Linked DNA regions of Homo sapiens: all the other regions are linked to region 3. Evidence: chromatin loops called from intact Hi-C (ENCODE). Cell type or tissue: mammary epithelial cell. All regions are shown on one strand. Links, peaks and the distances in the headings refer to the core of each region. The heading gives the core; the rest is flanking DNA. Region 1 overlaps ITLN2 (intelectin 2). Region 2 overlaps CD244 (CD244 molecule). Region 3 holds the start of KLHDC9 (kelch domain containing 9).

Evidence for each region. A loop is a pair of places that touch in the nucleus more often than their neighbours do. Peaks named below come from ENCODE experiments on the same cell type or tissue, not always from the same donor. Only the 100,000 strongest peaks of a DNase experiment are listed, where the experiment ranks them.
Region 1: it touches region 3 in a loop (18-fold over the local background); 2 of 110 quality-filtered maps call a loop at or near these places.
Region 2: it touches region 3 in a loop (14-fold over the local background); 31 of 110 quality-filtered maps call a loop at or near these places.

The regions. Positions count from the first base shown.
Region 1 is chr1:160,938,589-160,948,781 of GRCh38, reverse strand. ITLN2 (intelectin 2) reads left to right here. Exons shown (of 8, transcript NM_080878.3): 7 at 750-853; 8 at 3,490-3,757. The coding sequence ends at 3,642. It overlaps LOC101928372 (a long non-coding RNA gene), which reads right to left. Exons shown (of 6, transcript NR_110695.1): 4 at 3,824-3,924; 5 at 3,583-3,716; 6 at 1-131. Among named protein-coding and RNA genes, the nearest start is that of ITLN2, 11 kb to the left of the region's middle. In mammary epithelial cell, for the core only: a CTCF peak has its summit at 5,711 (motif pointing left); no DNase peak of the experiment used is centred there.
Region 2 is chr1:160,829,981-160,838,256 of GRCh38, reverse strand. It overlaps CD244 (CD244 molecule), which reads left to right. Exons shown (of 9, transcript NM_016382.4): 6 at 2,003-2,062; 7 at 4,141-4,206; 8 at 5,682-5,738; 9 at 6,830-8,097. The coding sequence ends at 6,910. Among named protein-coding and RNA genes, the nearest start is that of CD244, 29 kb to the left of the region's middle. RefSeq lists enhancers at 398-527, 531-1,045. In mammary epithelial cell, for the core only: a CTCF peak has its summit at 3,106 (motif pointing left); no DNase peak of the experiment used is centred there.
Region 3 is chr1:161,091,014-161,100,097 of GRCh38, reverse strand. KLHDC9 (kelch domain containing 9) reads right to left here and starts at 1,737. Exons shown (of 4, transcript NM_152366.5): 1 at 1,036-1,737; 2 at 593-752; 3 at 302-500; 4 at 1-37. The coding sequence starts at 1,562. RefSeq lists silencers at 1,314-1,363, 1,424-1,603 and an enhancer at 7,223-7,322. In mammary epithelial cell, for the core only: a CTCF peak has its summit at 2,273 (motif pointing right); DNase peaks (open chromatin) are centred at 1,757, 2,267 and 3,327; H3K4me3 peaks cover 1,222 bases; H3K27ac peaks cover 364 bases.

The DNA of each region.
Region 1 (10,193 bases), core at 2,828-7,827, 150 kb after region 3:
GATGGCGCATGCCTGTAATCCCAGCTCCTCGGGAGGCTGAGGCAGGAGAATCGCTTGAACCTGGGAGGCGGAGGTTGCGGTGAGCTGAGTTCACACCACTGCACTCCAGCCTGGGCAACAAGAGCGAAACCCTGTCAAAAAAAAAAAAAAAAAAGTGCACACTGAGGTTCACAGGAAAGAACCACTAGCAGAGTGGTGAGAGAGATTTACTTTTGTTATGAAGGATAACTTTAATTATCTTACAAAAGACAGTTTTCAGTATAATAAGAGCACAGAAGTTAAGTTGTGGATAAAAAAATCAAAGACATCACTGTTTGCCTTTGATATTTTGATGAAAGCAGGTGATGGTCAGGGAAACTAACCCATGGTAATTGGATGAGAAGTGTGTAAACAGCAATAGGCAGCCACATCTGATCATTGCTTATTCCTGCTGGGCCTTCTCAGATCTTTTTGGTAATCTTTTTGTAGAGTCTAGTTTCTCCTGTAAGCTGTAAGCAGACCTGGGTCCTTTTGTGAGTCCCAGCCTTTGTCCTCTTGCCCCCTATGAACAGAGGTTTCCTTGGGGACAAGTTTAGGACTGACGTGCACCAGCCACTGGCCATAAAGGTACTGGGCTGCACCCCTACAGCCTGGGGTGTTTGGCTGTAGCCTCAGCTTTTGGCTTAGGGAATCCCTGGACTGGCCAATGGGATGCTGCTTCTAGTTCATCCTTTGACTACTTGGCTGTTTCTTCACCTCTTCTTTTTCAGGGGAATTTGTTGCAGGATTCGTTCAGTTCCGGGTGTTTAATAACGAGAGAGCAGCCAACGCCCTTTGTGCTGGGATAAAAGTTACTGGCTGTAACACTGAGCATGTGAGTTTTTGGGGAGATCAATGGCCCACGTGTGGGGAAAAGAAAGAGAGATCAGATTGTTACTGTGTCTATGTAGAAAAGGAAGACATAAGAAACTCCATTTTAATCTGTACTAAGAAAAATTGTTTCTGCTTTGAGATGCTGTTAACCTGTAACTTTAGCCCCAACTCTGTGCTCACAGAAACATGTGCTGTAATGAATCAAAGTTTAATGGATTTAGGGCTGTGCAGGATGTGCCTTGTTAACAATATGTTTGCAGGCAGTATGCTTGGTAAAAGTCATCGCCATTCTCCATTCTTGATAAACCAGGGACACAATGCACTGCGGAAAGCCGCAGGGACCTCTGCCCAAGAAAGCCTGGGTATTGTCCAAGGTTTTCCCCCACTGAGACAGCCTGAGATATGGCCTCATGGGAGAGGAAAGACCTTACCATCCCCCAGCCTGACACCCGTAAAGGGTCTGTGCTGAGGAGGAGTAGTGAAAGAGGAAGGCTTCTTTGCAGTTGAGGTAAGAGGAAGGCTTCTGTCTCCTGCTCATCCCTGGGAATGGAATGTCTGGGTGTAAAGCTGACCACTCCCATTCATTCTATTCTGAGATAGGAGAAAACCGCCCTGTGGCTGGAGGCGAGATATGCTGGCAGCAATACTGCTCTGATACTCTTTGCTACACTGAGATGTTTGGGTAAAGAGAAACATAAATCTAGCCTATGTGCACATCCGGGCACAGTACCTTTCCTTGAACTTATTCATGATACAGATTCCTTTGCTCACATGTTTCCCTGCTGACCTTCTCCTTACCTGTTGCCCTGCTACACTCCCCTCACTAAGATAGTAAAAATAATGATCAATAAATACTGAGGGAACTCAGAGGCTGGCACCGGAGCAGGTCCTCCGTATACTGAGTGCTGGTCCCCTGGTCCCACTGTTCTTTCTCTATACTTTGTCTCTGTGTCTTATTTCTTTTCTCAGTCTCTCATCCCACCTGACGAGAAATACCCACAGATGTGGAGGGGCTGGCCCCCTTCACCATGTGTGTGCATGGGTATGCACATGTGTGTACCTGTGTGGGGTGTATCAATGTGTGTCTCTGTGGTTACTCGCTTACTCTCATTCTGTTTACTCTCATTACTCTCCTGATGATGTCTTATGAATATAATTTATTTTTTATTTCTTTTTTTTTCTTTGAAGAGTCCTTTTCTTTCTTTTTTTTTTTCTTTGAGACAGAGTCTCGCTCTGTCACCAAGGCTGGAGTGCAGTGGCGCGATCTCAGCTTACTGCAAGCTCCACCTCCCGGGTTCATGCCATTCTCCTGCCTCAGCCTCCCGAGTTGCTGGGACTACAGGGGCCCACCACCACGCCCCACTAATTTTTTTTGTATTTTTAGTAGAGACGGGGTTTCACTATGTTAGCCAGGATGGTCTTGATCTCCTGACCTCGTGATCCGCCCGTCTCGGCCTCCCAAAGTGCTGGGATTACTGGCGTGAGCCACCACGCCCAGCCTGAAGAGTCCATATTTTTAATAAAAATTAAGTGGTACAAAGTTTGGAGTAGTAGATGCCAGAAGTTGAGTATAATTTATTTGTCTTTTAAATCTTATGTATTTATTTATTTATTTTTTGAGAGGGAGTTTCACTCTTGTTGCCTGGGCTAGAGTGCAATGGCAGGATCTCTGCTCACTGCAACCTCTGCCTCCCGGGTTCAAGTGTTTCTCCTGCCTCAGCCTCCTGAGTAGCTGGGATTACAGGAATGCACTGCCACACCCGGCTAATTTTTTTGTATTTTTAGTAGAGATGGGTTTAGTAGAGATGGGTTTCTCCATGTTCTCAAACTCCTGACCTCAGGCAATCTGCCCACTTTGGCATCCCAAAGTGCTGGGATTACAGGCATGAGTCACCGTGCCCGGCTGAGTATAATTTATTTTAATGGAATTCAGTTTATCAAACTTTTCATTTATGGTTAGTACTTTTAATGTTTTCTTTAAGATGTACCTCCTTACACCGAGGTCGTGAAAATATTCTCCAATATTAATCTTAACTTTTAGAAGCTTTATATTTTTATTGTTTTTCCAGTCTTGTAGGAGACAGCACCACAGTTGTAGTGGTGGGAGATTGTATTTGAGGGACATCCTGTGCCTAGGGGTTGGAGGAAGAGAGCGTCAGAGCCATCAAGAACAAGGGCATTCACTTAGGGCCCCCTTCCCTCCCCAACTGACAGTCTGAACTCACGGTTCCATCTTCCCTGCCCCAGCTTTCAGCTTTTTCATTTTCCAGCTAAGATGAGGCAGCTATTCTCTCATGGAGGGACTCGCAGATTAGAATTCGGAGGATGACGACCACGTGGGCAGTGGGGGTGGACTAGAGTATATGTCTTTATGCCCTTTTCCTTGACAAGTTTCTCTACTGGCTCTGTGCTCCTCAGACTGTCCATTAGTGCGTGTTTGTGTATGTTCCTGCATGCATTACTACTTTAAAATACATGCATAGGGCCAGGTGTGGTAGCTCACACCTGTAATCCTAGCACTTTGGGAGGCCGAGGCAGGCGGATAACTTGAGGTCTGGAGTTCGAGACCAGCCTTGCGCTCACTGGTGTCAGCAGCAAATCAAATTCCTCACAGTGTTTCTTCTTTCTGTTTCCCAGCACTGCATCGGTGGAGGAGGGTTCTTCCCACAGGGCAAACCCCGTCAGTGTGGGGACTTCTCCGCCTTTGACTGGGATGGATATGGAACTCACGTTAAGAGCAGCTGCAGTCGGGAGATAACGGAGGCGGCTGTACTCTTGTTCTATAGATGAGACAGAGCTCTGCGGTGTCAGGGCGAGAACCCATCTTCCAACCCCGGCTATTTGGAGACGGAAAAACTGGAATTCTAACAAGGAGGAGAGGAGACTAAATCACATCAATTTGCAACTCTATGTTTCTTTGAATTCTTTTTATAAATTGGCTGATGTGTTGAGGGATATTTTAAAAGAATACCTATGGTTCTGGTGAATTCCACCTCACATATTCTGGGCTTGCACAGTGGCTAGGAAGAACCCATTGAATAAAAATAAATGTTCACTTCAGCAACACATATACTAAAATTGGAACAATACAGAGAAGATTAGCAAAAAGATATAAAAAAATTGAAAAATAAAAAGACATTCTGGGCCAGGGATGGTGGCTCATGCCTGTAATCCCAGCACTTTGGGAGGCCGAGGCAGGTGGATTGCCTGAGGTCAGGAGTTTGAGACCAGCTTGGGCAACATGGCAAAACTTCATCTTTACAAGAAGTACAAAAATTAGCTAGGAAGTAATGCGTGCCTGTAGTCCCAGCTCCTCAGGAGGCTGAGGTGGAAGGTTGGCTTGAGCCAGGGAGGCAGAGGTTGCAGTGAGCCAAGATCTCGCCATTGTACTCCACCCTGGGTGACAGAGCAAAACTTTACCCAAAAAAAAAAAAAAAAAAAGAAAAGAAAAGAAAAATAAAGACAAAGACATTCTGGGTTTGGAATTTCAAGTCTCATCTGTCCCAGAACACAAGTATGTTCCTGTTTTTAGGAGATCCCTGAACTGGATTTAAGGACAAGAGAAAATATTTCATGTTAGTTCTTCCTAATGCACCTTTATTAGCTAATTAAATTAAGCCTTCAATATAAACATATTAAAGAAGAGAAACAGGAGATAGCACAATCACCCATTTCTTTTATTCTTCCAGCTTTAGCAGACAGGGTAGTCTCTCCAGAGGTGCATGTGCCTGGCCACATCTGGAATCCCAACTCTAGTTGCTTACTAAAAAGGAGAGATGGCCAGGTGTGGTGGCTCACACCTGTAATCCCAGCACTTTGGGAGGCCGAGGCAGGCGAATCACAAGGTCAGGAGTTTGAGACCAGACTAGCCAATATGGTGAAACTCCATCTCTACTACAAATACAAAAATTAGCCAGGTGTGGTGGTGTGCACCTGTAGTCCCAGGTACTCAGGAGGCTGAGGCAGGAGAATCGCTTGAACCCAGTAGGTGGGGGTTGCAGTGAGCCAAGATTGCACCACTGCACTCCAGCCTGGGTGACAGAGCGAGACTACATCTCAAAAAAAAAAAAAAAAAAAAAGAGAGCCAGGCATTCCAATCAGGTCTCAAACAGGATGTTGACTACAGCAGTCCTGGCTGGTGAAGAGGGCTTGGACGTCTTATAGTTTTTTTGCTCCAGGCTGGGTGCGGTGGCTCATGCCTGTAATCCCAGCACTTTGGGAGGTCGAGGCGGGTGGATCACGAGGTCAAGAGATCGAGAACATCCTGGCCAACATGGTGAAACCCCGTCTGTACTAAAAATACAAAAATTAGCTGGGTGTGGTGGTGGGTGCCTGTCATCCCAGCTACTCGGGAGGCTGAGGTAGGAGAATCACTTGAACCCCAGAGGCGGAGGTTGCAGTGAGCTGAGATCGTGCCACTGCACTCCAGCCTGGGCAACAGAGTGAGACTGCGTCTCAAACAAAACAACACAACACAAAACAAACAAACAAAAAGTGCTTTGCTCCAAATGCAAATCTAATCATAACATTTCCCAAACCCATTACCACACTTTTTCTCCATTGCTCCCTGTGGACTAGAGCATTGGTTTTCAAATGGGATGGGAGGTAGGAGATGTAGTGGTGATTTTACCTCTCAGATAGGGTTTTTCACCTCTCAGATAGGGTTGCCAGATTTAGCAAATAAAGATATGGAAGGCCAACTTAAATTTGCATTTCAGATAAACAATCGATAATATTTTTAGTATGTTTGTCCCATGCAATATTTTACCTGGCAACCCTACATCTAGGGAACATTTGGCAATGTCTGGAGACACCGCAATGAGTGGTGGTGGAAGGCCTGGCAGGAGCGCTACTGACATCTAGTGAATAGAGGCTGGAGATGCTGTGAAACACCTTACACTGCACAGGACATCCCTGCTCCATGACAAAGAATGGTCTGATCTCAAATGCCAGCTGTGCTGCCATTGAGAAACAGAGGATTTTGTTTAAATTCTATAGAATGGAAGTCATGAAGCCCTGACAGCTGAAGGCAATAAAGAACTTTTTTTTTTTTTTTTTGAGATGGAGTCTTGCTCTGTCGCTCAGGCTGGAGTACAGTGGCAAGATCTTGGCTCACTGCAACCTCTGCCTCCCAGGTTCATGCCATTCCCCTGCCTCAGCCTCCCAAGTAGCTGGGACTACAGGCACCCACGACCATGCCCGGCTAATTTTTTGTATTTTTGGTAGAGACAGGGTTTCACTGTGTTAGCCAGGATGGTCTTGATCTCCTGACCTCGTGATTTGCCTGCCTCAGCCTCCCAAAGTGCTGGGATTACAGGGCTGAGCCACCGTGCCAAGCCCAAGAGCATTTAAAAAAAGAGATTTAAGGCCAGGCATGGTGGCTCACGCCTGTAATCCCAGTACTTTGGGAGGCCAAGGGGAGCGGATCACCTGAGGTCAGGAGTTCGAGACCAGCCTGGCCAACTGGTGAAACCCCATCTCTACTAAAAATATTAAAAATTAGCTGGGTGTGATGGCAGGTGCCTGTAATTCCAGCTACTGGGGAGGCTGAGACAGGAGAATTGCTTGAACCTGAGAGGCGGAGGTTGCAGTGAGCTGAGATTGTGCCACTGCACTCCAGCCAGGGCAACAAATAGTGAAATTCCATCTCGAAAAAAAAAAAGATTTGAACAAATGTACCCAATGGCTTTTTTTGTGTGTTTTGTTTTTATAGTTTTCATAAGGGTCTATTTTATTATTGGTGGGTAACACATTTAATATTTAAGCCCGTTTAAATAATGTATAGACGACTGCATGCAACATGCACCATGGCTGTAACTGGATAGAGAACCAAGTCAACTGAAGACCAGCTAACAAGAAACTAAATATTTAAAATACTAAATATTGGGAAGGGTTCCAAGATGGCCAAATAGGAACAGCTCTGGTCTGCAGTTCCCAACGTGATCAATGCAGAAGACGGATGATTTCTGCATTTCCAACTGAGGTACCTGGTTCATCACATTGGGACTGGTTGGACAGTGGGTGCAGCCCACGGAGGGTGAGCTGAAGCAGGGTGGGGCATCACCTCACCTGGAAAGCACAAGGGGTTGGGGGATTTCCCTTTCCTAGCCAAGGGAAGCTGTGACAGACTGTAGCTGGAAAATCAGGACACTGTCACCCAAATACTGTGCTTTTCCAATGGTCTTAGCAAATGGCACACCAGGAGATTATATCCTGCACCTGGCTCAGTGGGTCTCACGCCCACAGAGCCTTGCTCACTGCTAGCACAGCAGTACAAGATTGAGCTGCGAGGTGGCAGCCTGGCTGGGGGAGGGGACGTCTGCCATTGCTGAGGCTTGAGTAGGTAAACAAAGTGGCCTGGAAGCTTGAACTGGGTGGAGCCCACCGCAGCTCAAGGAGGCCTGCCTGCCTCTGTAGACTCCACCTCTAGGGGCAGGGCATAACTGAACAAAAGGCAGCAGAAACTTCTGCAGACTTAAACATCCCTGTCTGACAGCTCTGAAGAGAGCAGTGGTTCTCCCAGCACAGTGTTTGAGCTCTGAGAATGGACAGACTGCCCCCTCAAGTGGGTCCCTGACCCCTATGTAGTCTAACTGGGAGACATCTCCCAGTAGGGGCCAACTGACACCTCATACAGCTGGGTGCCCCTCTGAGACGAAGCTTCCAGAGGAAGGATCAGGCAGCAATGTTTGCTGTTCTGCGATATTTGCTATTCTGCAGCCTCTGCTGGCGATACCCAGGCAAACAGGTCTAGAGTGGACCTCCAGCAAACTCCAACAGACCTGCAGCTGAGGGACTTGACTGTTAGGAGGAAAACTAACAAACAGAAAGGAATAGCATCAACATCAACAAAAAGGACATCCATGCCAAAACCCTATCTGTACTTCACCATCATCAAAGACCAAAGGTAGATAAAACCACAAAGATGGGGAGAAATCAGAGCAGAAAAGCTGAAAATTCTAAAAACCAGACAGCCTGTTCTCCTCCAAAGGATTGCAGTTCCTCGCCAGCAATGGAACAAAGCTGGATGTAGAATGATTTTGACAAGTTGACAGAAGTAGGCTTCAGAAGGTCATAATAACAAACTTCTCTGAGCTAAAGGAGGATGTTCAAACATATCGCAAGGAAGCTAAAAACCTTGAAAAAGGATTAGGCGAATGGCAAACTAGAATCAACAGTGTAGAGAAGACCTTAAATCACCCGATGGAGCTGAAAACCATGGCACGAGAACTATGTGACGCATGTACAAGTTTCAGTACAAGCTTCAGTAGCCAATTCAATCAAGCAGAAGAAAGGGTATCAGTGATTGAAGATCAAATTAATGAAATGAACTGAGAAGAGAAGTTTAGAGAAAAAAGAGTAAAAAGAAATGAACAACACCTCCGAGAAATATGGGACTATGTGAAAAGACCAAATCTACGTTTGATTGGTGTATCTGAAAGTGATGGGGAGAATGGAACCAAGTTGGAAAACATGCTTCAGGATATTATCCAGGAGAACTTCCCCAACCTAGCAAGGCAGGCCAACATTCAAATTCAGGAAACATAGAGAACACCACAAAGATACTCCTCGAGAAGAGTAGTATCTTGGTGAATCTGACACATAATTGTCAAATTCACCAAAGTTGAAATGAAGGAAAAAATATTAAGGGCAGCCAGAGAGAGAGGTCAGGTTACCCACAAAGGGAAGCTCATCAGACTAACAGCATATCTCTCAGAAGAAACTCTATAAGCCAGAAGAGAGTGGGGGCCAATATTCAACATTCTTAAAGAAAAGAATTTTCAACCCAGAATTTCATATCCAGCCAAACTAAGCTTCATAAGTGAAGGAGAAATAAAATCCTTTACAGACAAGCAAATGCTGAGAGATTTTGTCACCACCAGGCCTGCCTTACAAGAGTTCCTGAAGGAAGCACTAAACATGGACAGGAACAACCGGTACCAGGCACTGCAAAAACATGCCAAATTGTAAAGACCAGCGATGCTAGGAAGAAACTGCATCAACTAACAAGCAAAATAACCAACTAACATCATAATGACAGGATCAAATTCACACATAATTAAACTTAAATGTAAATATTAACAATATTAACCTTAAATTTAAATGGGCTAAATGCTCCAATTAAAAGACACAGACTGGCAAATTGGATAAAGAGTCAAGACCCATCAGTGTGCTGTATTCAGGAGACCCATCTCACATGCAGAGATGCACATAGGCTCAAAATAAAGGGATGGAGGAAGATCTACCAAGCAAAAAAAAGCAGGGGTTGCTATCCTAGTCTCTGATAAAACAGACTTTAAACCAACAAAGATCAAAAGAGACAAAGAAGGCCATTACATAAAGGTAAAGGGATCAATTCAACAAGAAGAGCTAACTATCCTAAATATACATGCACCCAATACAGGAGCACCCAAATTCACAGAGCAAGTCCTCAGAGACCTACAAAGAGACTTAGACTCCCACACAATAATAATGGGAGACTTTAACACCCCACTGTCAATATTAGACAGATCAACGAGACAGAAGGTTAACAAGGATATCTGGGACTTGAAGTCAGCTCTGCACCAAGCTGACTTAATAGACATCTACAGAACTCTCCACCTCAAATCAACAGAATATACATTCTTCTCAGTTCCACATTGCACTTATTCCAAAATTGACCACATAGTTGGAAGTAAAGCACTCCTCAGCAAATGTAAAAGAACAGAAATCATAACAAACTGTCTCTCAGACCACAGTGCAATCAAATTAGAACTCAGGACTAAGAAACTCACTGAAAACTGCACAACTACATGGAAACTGAATAACCTGCTCCTGAAAGACTACTGGGTACACAACGAAGGCAGAAATAAAGATGTTCTTTGAAACCAATGAGAACAAAGACACAACATACCAGAATCTCTGGGACACATTTAAAGGCAGTGTGTGGAGGGAAATGTATAGCACTAAATGCCCACAAAAGAAAGCAGGAAAGATCTAAAATTGACACCCTAACATCACAATTAAAAGAACTAGAGAAGCAAGAGCAAACAAATTCAAAAGCTAGCAGAAGGCAAGAAATAACTAAGCTCAGAGCAGAACTGAAGTAGATGGAGACACCAAAAACCCTTGAAAACATCAATGAATCCAGGAGCTGGTTTTTTGAAAAGATCAACAAAATTGATAGACCACTAGCAAGACTAATAAAGAAGAAAAGAGAGAAGAACCAAATAGATGCAATAAAACATGATAAAGGCGATATCACCACTGATCCCACAGAAATACAAACTACCATCAGAGAATACTATAAACACCTCTATGCAAATAAACTAGAAAATCTAGAAGAAATGGATACATTCCTG
Region 2 (8,276 bases), core at 960-5,959, 260 kb after region 3:
CAGAGGAGATGAAAGGGAGGCTGAAGGGGCATCTTGGTGCAGAATTGCACCTGCTGAGAAGGGATGGAGCACAACAGAAATCAATGACAGAGGCAGAGTGCTGCTGTGGTATTTGTTGTCTGACCACAAATTCTTTTTCCTAATGAGTCAGGGCTTACATTCATGAGTCCCTTAATGGTGACACAGGCTGGGAAGTGTGACCAGCCAAAGCATAATAGTTTTGTAGCTGGCTCAATAGGCTGCATTCACAGCCTTTTGGAAGAAGAGGCCTGAGTGTGGCTGAGGTACTAGAGAGAGTAACCAGCCTGGCACAAAGCCCACCAGCCTGAGTAGGCTCCTCCAGGAGCCTCTCGCCTGCTCTTCGCAGCAGGCAGGGGCCAACTCTGCCTGTCATCCAAGAATTAGAAGAGGAGGAAATTGCAGAGGGCCTGCAGATGCCCCCACTGCTGTGTCTCGCTTAGGGCAGATGTGGTGACAGGCCCAGGGGAAAAGCTCTGATGGAGCCTACCAAACTGCTGGCAGGAAGTGGGGCAGGGTGGGTGAAGTGGGGCGGAAGTGCCTTCTTTCCACTGCCCCCTGGCGCTTTGCTGTGGAGACCCAGCAGCACGCAGGAAGCACATGTGGTGGGGCTCTTCCGTGCTGGCCACATACGTGAGGCCCTGTGCAGCCTCGCAGAGCAGGCAAGCATCCTCTCCCAGATGCCTCTGGGTTCAGAGGCTGTTAGAGCAGCTCCCCATGCCTGTTTTTTTATTTTTATCTTTATTTATTTATTTATTTTTGCCCCAGCAGTGGCTATGGGAATGTGAAAAATAAAGCAGTGGCTATTGGAATGTGAATAATAAAAGGGGACTTTGTTTCTCTCACTGCTACCAGACTCTGGTACAAATTCCTGAAAGCATGTGAATCTACCCACAGCCAGTGATGCCCGGGTGCTTGCTAAAAATAATCTATTTTTCCAAAAAGAAGATGACTTGAGATTAGGAGACCACAGGAGGAAAAACAACTTAGAGCAAAGGAAACCTCTTTGGGATTCAGGCCTATTAGCTTACTTCTTCCGACTCAAGAGCTCCTCCCTGCCTGGCCTCAGCCCTCTCTGGCCTCTCCCTATTGTCTCAGGGCTCCAATTTGAAGGCCTAAATCTCAAGTTTCATGTGGTCTCACTTTGAGACCCAGCTCTAATCTTTCTAGAAACACTTCACACGGGTCTGGACGGGAGAGAAAAGCAACAAACTCCTGCAGTATTTTAAAACACAAATGAAGTTATTGACATTGTCAGATGCCCATGACTCCCCAGCCTCTAAGGACAGCTGACAGTTCTCTGCTTCTCTTAGCTTCTTCTTGCTTCCAGGAATTTTGCTTGCACCTTGCCTAATGAACCCTGCTGCCTCCACTGGCTCCCAGTAGAACCCAAACTGGCAATATGCTTTCAGTGGCCGGCAGCATGAAATACCTCCACCACCGATTTCCTAAGGGGTAGGAACAAGAAAAGGGAAGCAGGAAGCTCTGCTTCCTGCTTTGGCCCTTGGGTTCAGGGCTGCACCCAGCACTATAGCTGCCCAGGGCGCTGACTTGAGGTCAAGGGCAAGGTGGCCTCAAAGATGATCTAGAGAGGGCTTAACTGTGTTTGGTCTTTGAAATGTTTAAACTTTCTGAATTTCAGTGCTCTGAGGTAAGGCTCAGATAACAGCCCTACTCAGAGCTCTGCAAGGAAGGGTTTCTAAGTTACTAAAGGAAAGAAAGTGACAGCATTCTCTTTGAGCAGGGTTGCTGGAACCCCTCACACCTAGGTGGTTCCTTGCTCCTGATACTAATGGTTCCACTCCAAACTGCTCTTCTTCCTGTCTCTTCCCATCTTGGGAGGATCAATGACTCTCCCCAGTCCTGCCACCTCCCTCCCAGTCTCCTGAAAAGCCCTCTTCTTTGTGCTGTTTTTCCCCACTCAATCTAAATCTGGACAGACCGAACTGTCGCTCATGTTACCCCATCTCCATTTCTTGTGCAGGAGCAGGAGCAGACTTTTCCTGGAGGGGGGAGCACCATCTACTCTATGATCCAGTCCCAGGTACCTCTCCAGTTTCTCTAGTCCATTCCATACCTATCTCTGGGGTTTCCTAATGCCCCCCTGAAACTCACACCATTGAATGGCAGAATAAGATCTTGGTGCTTCTAGAATCCAGAAGATAGCTTGGCTTCAGTTGCATTAACACATTATTTGAAAAGATCCGTGTGATACTAGAGCATCTTAACACAGCTGGGAAGCCTGATGTGGACATTCCTTCTTCTTCCGTGTCTGGCAGAAGGTCTGGCCCAGATAAAGTCTATAGGAGCAGAAACCTGGTTAGGGGACTCAACTTCTGCTTTCTTGCCCTGCTGCTGCTTCTAATACTTGGGGCCCTTGCACTTTTTATCCCTATTCCCTATTATATTCGTTTTCAGGAAAGAATGAATCTGCATTGATCTCTTTTATTTTATTATGACTTAGCAATAATGTCCATTTTCTTTTCTTTTAAAACAATTTTATTGTTTAGAGACAGGGTCTCTTTATTTATTTTTTATTTCCATAGGTTTTTTTGGGAACAGGTGGCATTTGGTGTCATGAGTCAGTTCTTTAGTGGTGATTTGTGAGATTTTTGGTATACCCGTTATGAGACAGGATCTCATTCTGTCTACCAGGCTGAGTGCAATGGTAGAATCATAGCTTACTGAAGCCTTGAATTCCCGGCCTCAAGTGATCCTCCCACCTCAGCCTCCTGGGTAGCTAGGTCTGCAGGTGTGTACCACTGCACCCAGCTGTATTTTCTTACTAAATCTCACATAACAGCCTCATGAAAATAGTTCTAATACTTTAGATGTGGTCTACATTCCATATCACAATGAGGAAACCGAGACTCAGGTCAACTGATATCTCAAGGCTACATAGCTAGGTAGTGGCAGAGCTGAGCCAAAGGGTTTCTGAGTCTCCATTGCACCTCCTCATACTCCACCTCTTATATTCTGGGATTACAGAAATTCACTCATAAACTGGAGAAGCATCCTTTAATACTGATGGCTAAAATGACATTGATAACCCAGGCTGGGACATCTCTCCCAAGGGAAACACTGCCTCCTGGTGGCCAGTAATAAAAGACTTTCTGATAAAAATGGCTTTAAAAAAAAGAAAAAAAAAATTGAGCACCATCTTCAGTTTGGTGGCTGAGCTGTGGGGCAAAGAAAATCTGATTATAAGAGCGGTTGATATCTGCCAGTTCTCTAGTTTCAGCCACATTGAACTCCAATGAGAGGAATTTCTATCAGTGCAAGAAAGAGGTCCCCTCAAACTATGGTGTTGGGTGAGAATGACAGTCCTCCTCTGGAGCATCTTAAAAGGAGAATGTTTACCTGATTTAGAGGACACCTGGTTCCAGTCCAGGGAAGGGAGGCAAGTTGCCAAAGGGAGGCATTGAGGTGTTGAGGAAAGAGCCCTGGAGAGTCTTGGGTTTGAATTCTGCTTCTACTGTGTACGCACTGCCTGACTTGGGCTATTTATCCTTTTGGAGCCTCATTTGTGGCATGGGGCAAATTATGATCATTCTTATTTTATAGGAGTGTTAAAAGAGTTAGAGAAGAGGCCAGGCGCGGTGGCTCATGCCTGTAATCCCAACACTTTGGGAGGCCGAGGCGGGCGGATCACGAGGTCAGGGGTTTGAGACCAGCCTGGCCCACATGGTGAAACCCTGTCTCTAAAAATACAAAAATTAGCTGGGCATGATGGCAGGCACCTGTAATCCCAGCTACTCAGGAGGCTGGGGCAGGAGAATTGCCTGAACCCAGGAGGCAGAGGTTGCGGTGAGCCAAGATCGAGACATTGCACTCCAGCCCAGGCAATAGAGCGAAACTCTTGTCTCAAAAACAAATAAACAAAAAAACAGTTAGAGGAGAATACATGTATAAGATAAATGCTCAACAAATAGAAGCTTTCATTAATGACAGAGCGAGACTAGCACTCAGGTTGTCTGACCTCCTGGCTAGTCCAGGGCTCTTTTCACTAACACTTGAAGCTTCCATCTGGGCAGGGTTGAGGAGGAGAAACGGAAGAGATAACCTTTGTAAGATTGTGCTGGATCTGTGCTTCTGAAATGATTTTATTTCTCTTCTCATTAGTCTTCTGCTCCCACGTCACAAGAACCTGCATATACATTATATTCATTAATTCAGCCTTCCAGGAAGGTGAGCCTCTTCCCGTGGTGGTGGTGGGGTGTTGTTGATGTAGATGTGTATTTTGCATGTGTTTGCAGTGAGAGTGTGTGTGCACATCCTGGCAAGTTGTTCTTTATTGTGTGTATCTGAGTAGCTTCTGTTAAATGACTGTATTTAAATGTCAATGGGCCAATGAGAAATGCCTTACTGGTTCTGTCTGGAGAAAAATAACAGCTTCTAGACTAAGAGAACAGTAGACTAGATGAGTTTTTGGGAGTTTCTGTGGGAGGTAAAGGACAGTCAGAGACAGAAAGGAGGTGCTTTGCACAGAGAGACTACGGGGTACTTAGTAGGTCAGCTGAGGCTATGGTGAGAGATACTGGAGGGGTTTGCAAGGCAGGGCATATTGCCTGGAGCTGGAGGAGTAGACTGGATCTAGAGAGACACAATCTTGACCTTCAGAGACCAGAGAAAGGTCCTGGCCAGTCAGTCACCTGCTGGTGGAGGCCTCTGGACTGAGGCAACCCATCCTTTTGCACTGAAATCCTTCTCCAAGCTGAGTTCGTAGCTCTCTTGTGTACTTGGAAACAGAGTTGGGTATCCTGGTACACATGGTCATTGTTTTTCTCTTGTATGGAAGGGGATGGGAAGAGTGGTGTTCCCAAGGCTGGAGCCACAGTGTGAAGCCAGAAAGCCTTAACATGGTAGTATGGGAATTTGGGAGTCCACACAACTGTGGAAGTCCATGCAGGTCAGGGACCACAGGTTTGAAGGGGTTTAGGACAGATTTTCAGACTTTTCATTCAACCTCCTTCCAATAAGCCATTCAACCTACTTGGATCCCATCGTGAGAGAGATTTGTTTTTAATTATATGCTACAATATAAGGCCATATAGATGTTCACAGGCACCATGTTCACCTGCTTTGGTGTATGTAAACTCTATATGCTACTGAATGTGCCTCTGAATTCTAGTGTCCTTGGGTTGGCAATTATTTATATGCCTGGATTGTTTACATTAAGGGTGTGTGTATGCATGCGTTGAAGAGATACATGGTTTGGGGCAGTATTTGCATTAGGATTGCCTGAGGGATATGTGTGTATGTGTATGTGTATGTGTATGTGTATGTGTGTGTGCTCTGGGAATGTGTGTGTGTATATATATACACAAATATGTATATATATGTGTGTGTGTATATATATATATATATACACACACACACACATATGTGTATGGGTTTTAGGTGTATGTGGGTATGGAACAGCAAATTCTGATTTTGGTTCAGAAATATCATATTATAGGCAAATACTGTATATATTGTGTCTTCCCTGGAGACCATAAACACCATTGTTTTGCTCCTAGGGTGACAGATTCTATTCATTTTCTGGCTGAGAGTGCCTCAGAATTTTTCTGGGCCCTGAGTCTCTTTTGGGACCTCTCACATCACTTAGGAGTGGGAGAGCACTTATCTCGAAGTTAAGTATTCTTTACCTTCTGAATTTCTAGTCTGGATCCAGGAAGAGGAACCACAGCCCTTCCTTCAATAGCACTATCTATGAAGTGGTAAGATTCTGGAACTCCTCAATGGGTTTACTGTCTGTTGCATAGCCCTGAAATCTAGCCATGAAAGGGTACACTTAGGAAAAGATCATTCACACAGTCTCAGAGTTGTAGGGAATTTAGAGATCTTCTAATGCAAGTCTTTGTTTTAGAGATGAAGACACTGAAGCCCAAGGAGAGTGAGGGTCTGACCCAAGATCATATTGCGTGTTTAGATATGATACTTACTGGGCAGCTTGGGTTTTAAATTAGGGCCGTCCCCGAGCTAGTTCCCAGGCTGTGGGCCACAAACTGGACATCTCTCCTTTCCAAGAGTGTTCGGAGGAGGGGTCAGAGAGGGGAAGATAAAGGACTCTAAATGATTTTCTAAAATTAGCAAGTCTTTGGGAGCCATTCCAGGACATAGGTGAGCTTAATCTTCTTCAGGGGTCAACACTGTTCAGAGATGACCACTGAGCCTGGTGGTTGAATTGATTCCCATCAGAGCATTTAGGGACTGGAAAGGAGGGACTCAACATTTCTTGGGGGTTTATTATGGATAAGGTAGCCTGCCAGTGTCTTCACATGGATTATTTTATTTAGTCCTCACAGAATGCTACAAGATAGGTATAATTATACTTTCCATTTATACTCAGAGAAATTAAGGCATGGAGAGCATCCCCCAACCTCCCCCACTACCCATTAGCCTCATACTACACCTGAGCCTCCCCACCTGTGGTCCAATAAAGATGCTGCCATTGGTCAGAAGGGAGGGATGGGTGGCTGCCTGCTGGAATTCCTGGCACTTCAGCTATCACCCAACATTAAAGCCAACTGGACAACCCAGGGTCATAGAGGGCACTGTGTAGACCCAGGTAGCTTGTGAGGTCATGAAAAAGCATATGTGGTTAAGAGAGTACTGGAATTGGAGCCAGAAGAACTAGATTCAAGTCCCTCCTGCACTTCACACTAGTCGTGGATCCTGAGTAATTTGTTTTGTCACTCTGAGCTTCATTTTTTAAATCTGTAAAATGGGGATGGCAAGTCATACCTCACAGGATTGTGATAAGGACCTCCCAGTGCAAGGGTCTGAAGTTTCTCCTTTTCTTTTGCAGATTGGAAAGAGTCAACCTAAAGCCCAGAACCCTGCTCGATTGAGCCGCAAAGAGCTGGAGAACTTTGATGTTTATTCCTAGTTGCTGCAGCAATTCTCACCTTTCTTGCACATCAGCATCTGCTTTGGGAATTGGCACAGTGGATGACGGCACAGGAGTCTCTATAGAACAGTTCCTAGTCTGGAGAGGATATGGAAATTTGTTCTTGTTCTATATTTTGTTTTGAAAATGATGTCTAACAACCATGATAAGAGCAAGGCTGTTAAATAATATCTTCCAATTTACAGATCAGACATGAATGGGTGGAGGGGTTAGGTTGTTCACAAAAGGCCACATTCCAAGTATTTGTAATCTAGAAAGTGTTATGTAAGTGATGTTATTAGCATCGAGATTCCCTCCACCTGATTTTCAAGCTGTCACTTGTTTCCTTTTCTCCCCTCTCTGGGTTGACTGCATTTCTAGACTCTCGCCGGCCCAGGCCCATCTTCCAAAGCAAGAGGAAGGAATGATAATGGTGACTCAGGGGAAGAAGAAACAGCCCTCCTCTGAAAGCCTGGACTGTCCGGCTGTGAACTGGCTGGCAGGTTCTGCACGTGGGTGGGGGCCAGGGCCTGGGCTTTACTCAATTGCAGAGAAAAAACTTTCTCCCTGCATCTCATACCTTTACCTCTGGCCAGTTGGCCACCAGGGGGAGTGGGCTGAAGGGAGAGTAGATGGTGCAAAGCAAGCCCATCTCTAAGTAGAAAAATCACCCAGAGCACATGCTGACCTGATAACTGGGGTGTTGAGACCAGCTTTGTCCATGGTATGATGTTTGATTTATGAAGACGCATTGTTAGAAATCCATTTGGCTTCTTCATAGAAGTGGCTTCCCAGAGGAAGAGGCCTCTCAGAAACCATGTTCTATTTAAGTTCTGAGTCCTGATGAGTGTTCCCCAGGATGCACATTGAAGGGAGGGCTCAGGCAGCTGAGGGCTGAGAATGAGGCAGTTGGAATCTAGACACTATGCTGGGTTCCCTGAGTCGTCAGGCCAGACATTTCAACAAGGCTGTGGGGAGCAGGGCTGTGACTCTGGCTGAGCCCAGGAAAGCGACAAGGGTGAACTGGGAGAGGACTTACTCAGAGACCCCAACAGGTGATACTGCACAAAGCCTGGTTCTTCAATTTTCCTACCCTGTATCTAACATAGGAGTTTCATATAAAACGGTGATATCATGCAGATGCAGTCTGAATTCCTTGCCTGAATTAAATTTATGTATCCTCTCCATACCCTGCATTTTTATTCTCTATAGCAGCCGAAGGGCACTTGTGGGCCATCAACAAACACATGTCTGTTTGAACACTGCTGTAGAGGGTCTGACTTCCTGGTGAGCTGGCAGTGTCCTTCAGCCCTGTTCACACTGGGACAGCAGAGAACTAGACACTAGGGGCTATTCCATCTTGTGA
Region 3 (9,084 bases), core at 1-5,000:
GCACAGGGGAAGTGGAACCACAAAGGAGGAGATGTGCCTGTTGGATACGGGCAGAGGGTGGTTATTGAGGCAGTAGCACTTTGTCATTCACAGAATTCAACATGACCAAGGGCTTGCCCATTGTTTTTCTGCTCACTTGATTTGTAGGCCTCTTCAAATGCTTAATATTCTGTGTACTCCTTTAACTCCTGTCAACTAATTTTTCCTCCTCCCTACCCCATCACTCCATCCTCTTTCTGTAGTCTTCAGGTTCCCCCATCTTCCCACCTTCCCCCCCTTCAGCCATTAGTCTGGCTCTCACGAGTATCATAGATGTAGAGATCATTGCAGATGGTGTCTCTAGCTCTGGTCAGAGTTTCTCCACCAAACAGCACAGCAAAGGGCCCGACCACAGAACATGAGTGATGCCGTAGTCCATGGGGCCCCTTCTGGGACCCCTGCCCACTGCTCACAAGCCTTGCAAGCTGTTCCATCAAATGAGGAGCAACAGGTGGTTCCTCCTTGGGGAGAAAGAAAGGACTGTCCGAAGAGACCTGGGCATCACAATTTTAGCCTCTTCCCATCCTAAACAAGATGTGTGAGGAGCTAATACCTTAATTTTCCCATGACTCCAATGCCCAGCTACTTCTGGTTCAGCTAAGTTGCAACCTCCAAAGAGCAATAGCTGATGACCTGGATGGGGTCCAGGAGTTTGGAGCAGGGCCGCACAGTGACCTGAGCGTGAGGCTGTGTGGCAGCCTTCTTGCTTGTAGCTGTGGACATGCAGAAATTCAGGGCTGAGTGGGTTTTCTGGAAAATGTAAGTGCCACCGCCCTTGCCAAGGATGGATGGAGAAGAGGCATGGGGCAGTGCGGTAGGTGGGATAAGAGGGAGGGTAATACTGTAGAGAGCTCAGCTAGCTTAAACATGGTAGGTTCCCCTGGAAGGAGGGTGCTAGAGTGAGGAGGTGGATAAATTGCCTGAGAAATCTGCTTAGGCTTTTGTTTTTCGAGAGTGTGGATGAGAGTGAAAGGTTTTGGGCGGAGGGTGCCATACCAATAGGTGCGGGCGCTGGGGTCCAGCCTTAATGTGTAGATGCTTCCATAGCGTCGCTGAGTGTGGATACCGCCCTCCCGGCCAGCCACCTGCAGCTCTCGGTCAGAGATTCGGGTGCAGGTGTGACTACTGAGGCCGGCGGGGGGGCAGTCACCAGGGGTCCCTGTCCACGCCTCCCACACACCGCGCTCTGTGTCCAGTGCGGTCACTGTGGCCAAGCGGCGAGACCCGTCCCAGCCGCCCACCACGCAGAGCCAACGCCCGTCCACGGGTGCCGCGTCGTGGTGACTGCGCGGGGGGCTGCCCCGGGCTCCCAATCGTACGGCCTGGCCCCTAGCTGGGTCGAAAACCACCGTATCGCTGCTGGGCTCTCTCGCTCCTCCTGCTAGGAGACCACCTACGAGATAGAACCGTCCCCGCAGTTCGGTGCATGAATGGAAAGCTCTAGCCAAAAGCGCGTCCCGCGCCACTGGCCTCCAGGCCCAGCCTGAGCCTGCGGCCCGACCCGGGGGCACGGCCACCGCCATGGGCCCCGGGGAGAGGGAGGGCGGTGGGGTCTGCGGCTTGGAACGAGCCCCTACATGGCAGGCCAGGCACCTCGCCTTCCGCGGGCTTCCCCGGGAACCTCCCCCTACCGGACGCCAGCCGGGGTTCCCACCTCAAGTCCCGGCTTTCTCTCCGTGGTCGCCCAGCAACCACTGCAGCGGCTGCAGCGCGACCGCTGCAAACCGAAGGTCGCAAAGCAGCAGTTACCGTGGAGACAGGACACCTGGGTGGCTATCGGGAACCGTATGGTGGTGCCACCAAGGCTACGGGAGCTGTATCAGGTCAATAAAAATCCTGCAAGATTGTTAACCTCAGAAAGTCGGAGGACAGTCGGGTCCTTAGAATAAACCCCTGTGATCTCCGCTGTGAACTGATTTGCGATTTTGACATTTGAGGTGCAGGTGCTGCTCCACTAGGGCCGGGAGGGATCATTTGGCTTCAGGGTTTCTTACTCGGGCTAACCACCCCAGGGATGAGCAAGGAAGGAGAAGCAAAAGTCAGAGGGTGGGGAAGTGAAAGTGGACTGACCACTGGCCCGAGAGACAGGAGACCTGGGTTCTAGTCCCAACTATGCCCCTGACCCTCAAAGGCATTGTTTCTCTCTAGGCCTTCTCAGTTTTGTCATTCATCAAATAGGCTGTTCGTTTATTCCCAAAGGCTTGAAGGTCCCGATTGATTGGGTGGGAGAGTCCTTTCAGCTCTGGCCACTAGAGGGTAGCAGAACCCAGTCTCTCAGGTGACACACACACACACACACACACACACACACACACACACACAGAGAGAGAGAGAGAGAGAGAGAGAGAGAGAGAGAGAGAGAGAGAGAGATAGAGAGAGAGAGAGAACCCACGCAGCCTTAGAAGGGTGAAGTGGGGGAAGAGTGAGAAAATGAGAAAAACAGACTCCTACCCTTCCCTGATATCTTTTATTTAAGCCAGTTTCCAGATATTAACTCTGTCCCCCAGGACCAAGTGATAACTGAAGAGGCCCAGATGCAAGCTTTCTGCTTTCAGCTGAAGGAGGAAATACAGACAGAATTTTCCTCCCAACACAGCTGGTGTGGGGCAAAAACAGGATCTGTGTCCTCTGGGACTGGGCTGTAAGTGGGAATGATGACTGCTACTTGTGGCCTTTGGTTTCTACACATCACCTTGCTCCCCATCATACCTGAGATACTGAGACCATAGAAAGTGGCCAGGCAGGAGAATCACTTGAGGCCAGGAGTTCAGGAGTTCAAGACCAGCCTGGGTAACATAGTGAGACCCTGGCGAAAGAAAGAAAGAAAAAAAGAAAAGAAATAAAGAAAGGAAGAAAGGAGACAGTGGCCAGGGCTGCAGTGAGGATGGGCATGTAATGCAGGGTCTGATAGCACAGCAGGGCTTTCCCCTCCTCTTCCCAACTCTTGGTCCTCAGAGAACACAGCATGGGGATGGCATGGGCAGGAAAGGCACAGTTACAGAGATTGGAAGATTACCAGGACCTGTTCCCCACCTGTACCTTAAAGCCAAGATTCAACAATAGCTTTGAAAGTCTCTGCCCTCCCAACTATAGCTTTCCCTGAGTATGACAGGCAGTATTCTCAGTTTTCCAAAATCATGGTAAGAATCTCTAAAAAATCACTAACTTTTACTGTCCTTGGCTGAAATTTAAAAGTCAGTCTTTTCCCTCAGGCTTCTTTCTCACTGGCTAACCTCCCAACAGCTGGATTCAGATCTGTCATACTCCTAGGATTAGGCAAGGGCTTGCCTCAGGGGTGGGGCAATTTTGCTTAAACCTTATTGGCCTATATGTCCATTTTAGGCTCTTGCTTTTGCCTAAGTCTTGGCTGTTCTGTTAGACTTACTTTCTGCCTTTCCTGGATAGAAATGGGAACTCCCCACCCCACGGGCCTTTCCAGCTCCTCTCTCCCAGCTTCCTCTCTGACTCTGAGTCCTTAGCAGTAGGCATCTTAGTTAGACATAGAGCTTGAACCTCACATACTCCTTGGCTGTACCCTCTCCAGTTCTGTACCTAGATGCTTCCAGTTCCTCCTAATAGCTGGAAGCATCTGTCCATTGCTTTGCCATCCCAAGACCCTGGGAGAGGAACTGCCTAGGACTCCTACCTTCTTAGGTTAGTTTGAACCAAATCCATATTTTGGAGGAGGGAGAAAAGAAGCCAGAAAGAGAGAAACAGAGAGAGGAAGAAAGCAAACCAGCCAACCTGGACTTGTATGACACATGCTTCACACCGCAGGACAGCATCTGCAGTGGTCTATAATGACCTTGTCAATGATACACAAACTGAAAGGGCATTAAGATAAGTGAAAGGGGGAACTGAGAGAAAATTGTGAGAGACAGGGAAAAGGGCAGCCAGGGCTGTGAACCTGCTTTCACCTGCTAATAATATCCAGGGACAACCTCTGTCCAGAAATGAGAGCAGGGACTGGATATCCTGAAAGTCTCGTAATCCTGATGTGATCCCCTGATGTTGGCTTTGTCTCAGTTGGCCAAGAGTCTATATGATCTCTAGCAAGCAAGCACCCAGCTTCCTACCTAGCCTTAGATGTCTATCCTAGCCCCAAATCTACGCCCCCTTGCCTCAAACTTTCACAAAGCTCTTACTCTATCTTCTCCCTTCCTTAACCCCATTTTCTGACCCTGGAACCATCTCTGGTTCTTAGCATTATTCGGTACATACAGAAAACCAACAATTGGGCTGGGTGTGGTGGCTCACGCCTATAATCCCAACACTTTGGGAAGCCAAGGTGGGTGGATCACTTGAGGCCAGGAGTTCAAGACCAGCCTGGCCAACATGGTGAAACCCCATCTCTACTAAAAATAAAAAATAAAAAATTCACCAGCCGTGGTGGTGCATGCCTGTAGTCCCAGCTACTCTGGAGGCTGAGGCAAGAGAATCGCTTGAACCTGGGAGGCTGAGGTTGCAGTGAGCCGCGATTGTGCCATTGCACTCCAGCCTGGGTGACTGAGAGAGAAAGAGAAAGAGAGAGAGAAAGAAAAGAAAGAGAGAGAGAAAGAAAAGAGAGAGCGAGAAAGAAAAGAGAGAGAGAAAGAAAAGAGAGCAAGAAAGAAAAGAGAGAGAGAGAAAGAAAAGAGAGAGAAAGACAGAAAGACAGAAGGAAGGAAGGAAAGAAAGAAAGAAGAAAGAAAGAAAGAAGGAAGGAAGGAAGGAAAGAAAGAAGGAAAGAAAGAAAGAAAGACCAACAATTGCACCAAACGGTCTTAATCGCACTCAAGACTCCCACAGTTCCCTCTGCCCATGTCTCCCAGGCTGTCCCCATCCTTCAGGCCCTTTCTTTGACTCTTCTTCTGCTGTACCCTGACCCTTCTCTATTTCTCACACAGCTCATTCTAGCTGCTTGACTTCCTGGCCCTATGCCATCCTGGCCCCATTTCTGACTCTTTGCTCTCAGCTCAGCCAGAATAAAGACAGGGACAAAAGGACAGAGAAATGACCAGGCAAAGAGACTGCATGAGGTCAGATCTTGAGAGCTCCTTTGACTGAATGTGAGCTAGAAGGAGATTGAGAGAAAGGTGAAATTGTAAGCAGGCTTTAGGGTGGAGGGGAGTGGTAATCAGCCAAGGTAGAGAATGATGGAGAGGTGGAATAAGGATGGGGAGAAGCTTATGTTGTTGAGGGAGTAGGCAATGTTGAGTAGGAAAGTATCATTGGGTCATTGCTGAGCGGTGGGAATTGAGGGCAGAAGACAGAAGGACTTTGAGTAATCATGGCATCCAGAAATTTCTCTTCGGGTCCTTCTGTCTCTGTTTCAGATTTTGTCTTGGCCACTTCAGCCACTTTGTCTCTTTGAATTCTCCCCCTTCAATAACTCGCGCGCGGGCGCGCGCGCGCATGTGTGTGTGTGTGTGTGTGTGTCTCCAATACAATCCCTGACTTACAATGGTTCAACCTACAATTTTTCTTTTTCTTTTTCTTTTTTTTTTTTTGAGACGGAGTCCTGCTCTGTCACCAGGCTGGAGTGCAGTGGCACAATCTTGGCTCACCGCAACCTCCGCCTCCTGGGTTCAAGTGATTCTCCTGCCTCAGCCTCCTGAGTAGCTGGGACTATAGGCACGCACCACCAAGCCCAGCTAATTTTTTGAGTTTTTAGTAGAGACGGGGTTTCACCATGTTGGCCAGGATGGTCTCGATCTCTTGACCTCATGATCCGCCCACCTCAGCCTCCCAAAGTGCTGGGATTACAGGTGTGAGCCACCATGCCCAACCCAACTTATAATTTTTAAACTACAGTGATGCAAAAATGATAGCGTGTTCGGTAGGACCCATACTTGAATTTTAAATTTTGATATTTTCTAGGGCTAGCGACTGGTATATTAAATGCATTTTCAACTTATATGTTCAGTTTGCAATGGGCTTATCAGGACATAACCCCATCATAAAAGTCAAGGAGCATTTGTATATTTTTCTGTCTTTAAGTTTCCATTTTTCTCACTGTGCCTTGAGATCTGTCTCTCACTGTTTCGACTTTTGTGTTTTTCTCTCTGGGTTACTGCCCTTTTTTTCCTGCTGACCAGAGCCAGCCATCTGACTTTCCTGCAAGGAGCTTTAGAACTTTCCAGAAGTGGCCAGACTTCTTCCCTTTGGCTGCTTTCTAGAACTATAGCACCAGTTTGGGGTCCCCGGGCACAGTCATAAGGTCTCAATTTTTGATGAAGACCTGAGTGAGCTTCAATACATAGGGCCTTTTCAGGGAGTAGAATTTCCCCACAGTGGGGTCTTAGTGTCAAAATAAAGATATTTGTCCCTTAACCCATACTGTGGTCCTGGATTTCATGGTAGTGTGTTCATGGAAACTTGCGAAGTTCATGGGTTGAGAGCAAGGAGGATGGGGCTCTGCACACAACTGGACCTACCGAGAAACGGGACCTGAACATGTCTTGCATTTAGCTGCCTCCTCCCCTGGATGGCACACTCCAGCTTTAGGGCCCTCGAGGAACAAGCAAATTCAGCCCCCTGATCTCCAAGGGTTGTTAGGCAACCAAGAAATGTGGTTATCATTAAAGGATGGGGCTGGGGGCTGGGTATTGGGGAATCGGTGGGCCTGCAGGATAGGCAAAGAACAACATAGCACATGGCAATGTTTTGATGTAATTTTCTAGAAAACAGGAGGCCACCATCCTAATATTGAGCATAGTGAAGTTCCATCAGGAGGGGAGTAAAGGTGTTTTCTAGGGGAAGAAAAGCTGCTGGAGCCCCTGTGTTCTGTATGGGGGTATGCCCATACCTCCCGGGATGGAGCAGGGGTGATCCTAGGGAGGAGCAGGAGGAGTGACTTTGAAGCCTTGGTCCTGGGGGGTGAGATCAAGGCCCATATTGGTAATCTTTCACCACGTCATCAGCTCCCCAACACCTTTCTGTACAAACTGCGGAAAGTTTGCAATGAGCAGATCAGGAATAGCTTATCACAGAGACAAAGCTGTACAGAAATGGATCACAAATATTTTATCCACTCTCATGCTTCCAACTAGTTCCACTCTGATTTATTTTTCACCCTCCTCTCTCCCTAAGCACAAGGGACTCTCCCCCAGCCTCTGACTCTTCTCTGACCTGGGACTTCACTGCAGGCAGACAGGATATTACTCACCAAGGAGCTCTCTCATCTACTCCTACCCCCAACTCATCCTCCTGCACCCCACTCTCACTCCCACCCCTTCCAACCTGGGCCCACTCCTTCCCTCCCCCACTCAATCTGACCCTCACTCTCACTCTTCTTCTCCCCCACACCACCCCACCCATCCTTGTCCCTCTCTGACTCACCTCAAGTCCCATTGACACAAACAAAAATTTCAGCACAACCCACTCCAACCGGTTTGGCTGAGGCGTGCAGCCTGTCATGGGGACAGAGACAGGTATAAGCGGATGCTTGGATGCATGCAGATCATGAAGAACATCCGCTGCTGTGCATACAGAGACAGTCCCACATATGTGCATAGCATGTATGTGTACAGAGATACGTAGGGAACACATGATGGTGGGATATAGCATGTTACAGTTGTTTCTGTGTCTGCCTCTCCTGATTGAAGGCTCCTTGAGGGCAGGGACTATGTGTTATGTGTCTCGGTCTCCTCCCTTGAGCCTGACACATAGTGGCACTCATTTAATGTCTGTTGAAGGAATGCATGGGTGCAGGCGCGCACGCAGCAATGTCACTCAGACAAACACACATGATAAAGACACTATCATGGCTTGAATTGTTCTCATTCTTAGCGACCACAATGTGGGTAGGAGGAGGGTAGGAGTGAGGCATGTGGGGAATGGGAATTCAATATGGAAGGGAGAACCGAACCAGGATACCAGGCATTGGTCTTGAAAATCTTCCTCATCCAATATTTCCTTCCAGTCTCAATCCTAGAATATGCCTTCCCCAGCCTTCATCCTAGGAGAGGGTAGGAAAGGCCTAAGTTTGAGGGCATATTCTCCAAAAGCATGGCTCTTGTGAGACATACAGGGCTGAGGGGAAGGAGGGGACAGAGGGACTTGAGATAGGTATTTGTGAAATGAGGAGAGAGATCCCTAACTCTGTCAAAGGCCTGGAGTGGGCTGCTGGACTCTAGTGCTCCCTCTCAGGCCCTGTGGTGCCCTTAGCCTACTTCAAGGCTGCATCATACCCATGAAAAAATGAGTATAGCCATACCCTAACTCCACCTCTGGACAGTTCTGCCTCCTTTCCATGCTCCGTATGGCTAGAGTTCAGGGTGAGTGATTAAGGGGCCCAACCAGGGGTTCAGAGACATCCTGACTGGTAGCACTTTCACGGGGTATACTGTGAATGGATAGGCTGAAGGAGATTGGATATCCATCTTGTGAACTAACTGCTTTTCCACTCCTGTGCCTCAGTTTCTCCTGTGGCTTCCTGTACCTGGAGGGGTGAATCCGTGGGAAGGAAAGCAGCTCCTCCGAAAGCATGCGATAGGATCCAAGGTGTGATAATTATAATTATAACACAGGATGCTCCCCCTCCCATTCCCGCTGGCCCTACTCCACCCCTGCCACAGAGGATCTCAAAGCAGCATCTGGGTGGGGCTGTTCCCCTGGCACAGGTGGGGACCTGAAAAAGAGAAGGGGTTGGAGGTGGAGAGAAACTGGGGAATTCTGGCAACCGGCCTGGCCTTTAAGGGCCTCTGACCTGCAGGAAATAGCCCCTGAAGAAGAGGTCACTGCCGTGGTCATTTGGCATCTAGAGCCAGAGTTGGGGTCATAGTCCAGTGACAGGAGTAAAGTCCAGGTCACAACCCTAGTTCAGGATAGTAACTCACAGCCAGTCGGGATCTCTGCTTTACTGATCCGACTTCACCATCCTTTTCATCCGGACAACTCATTTATTCAGAAATTCATGGCTTCACCAAAATGTAGTCAGTTCCCATGAAATGCTGTGGCCTGTCCTAGCATGGAAGACTGAGACAAGATTATAAAACAAGCCCAACTTTCAAGGAGTTCACAGGCTACAACTCTTGTCCTGTCCCGCAATTTAATACATTTACT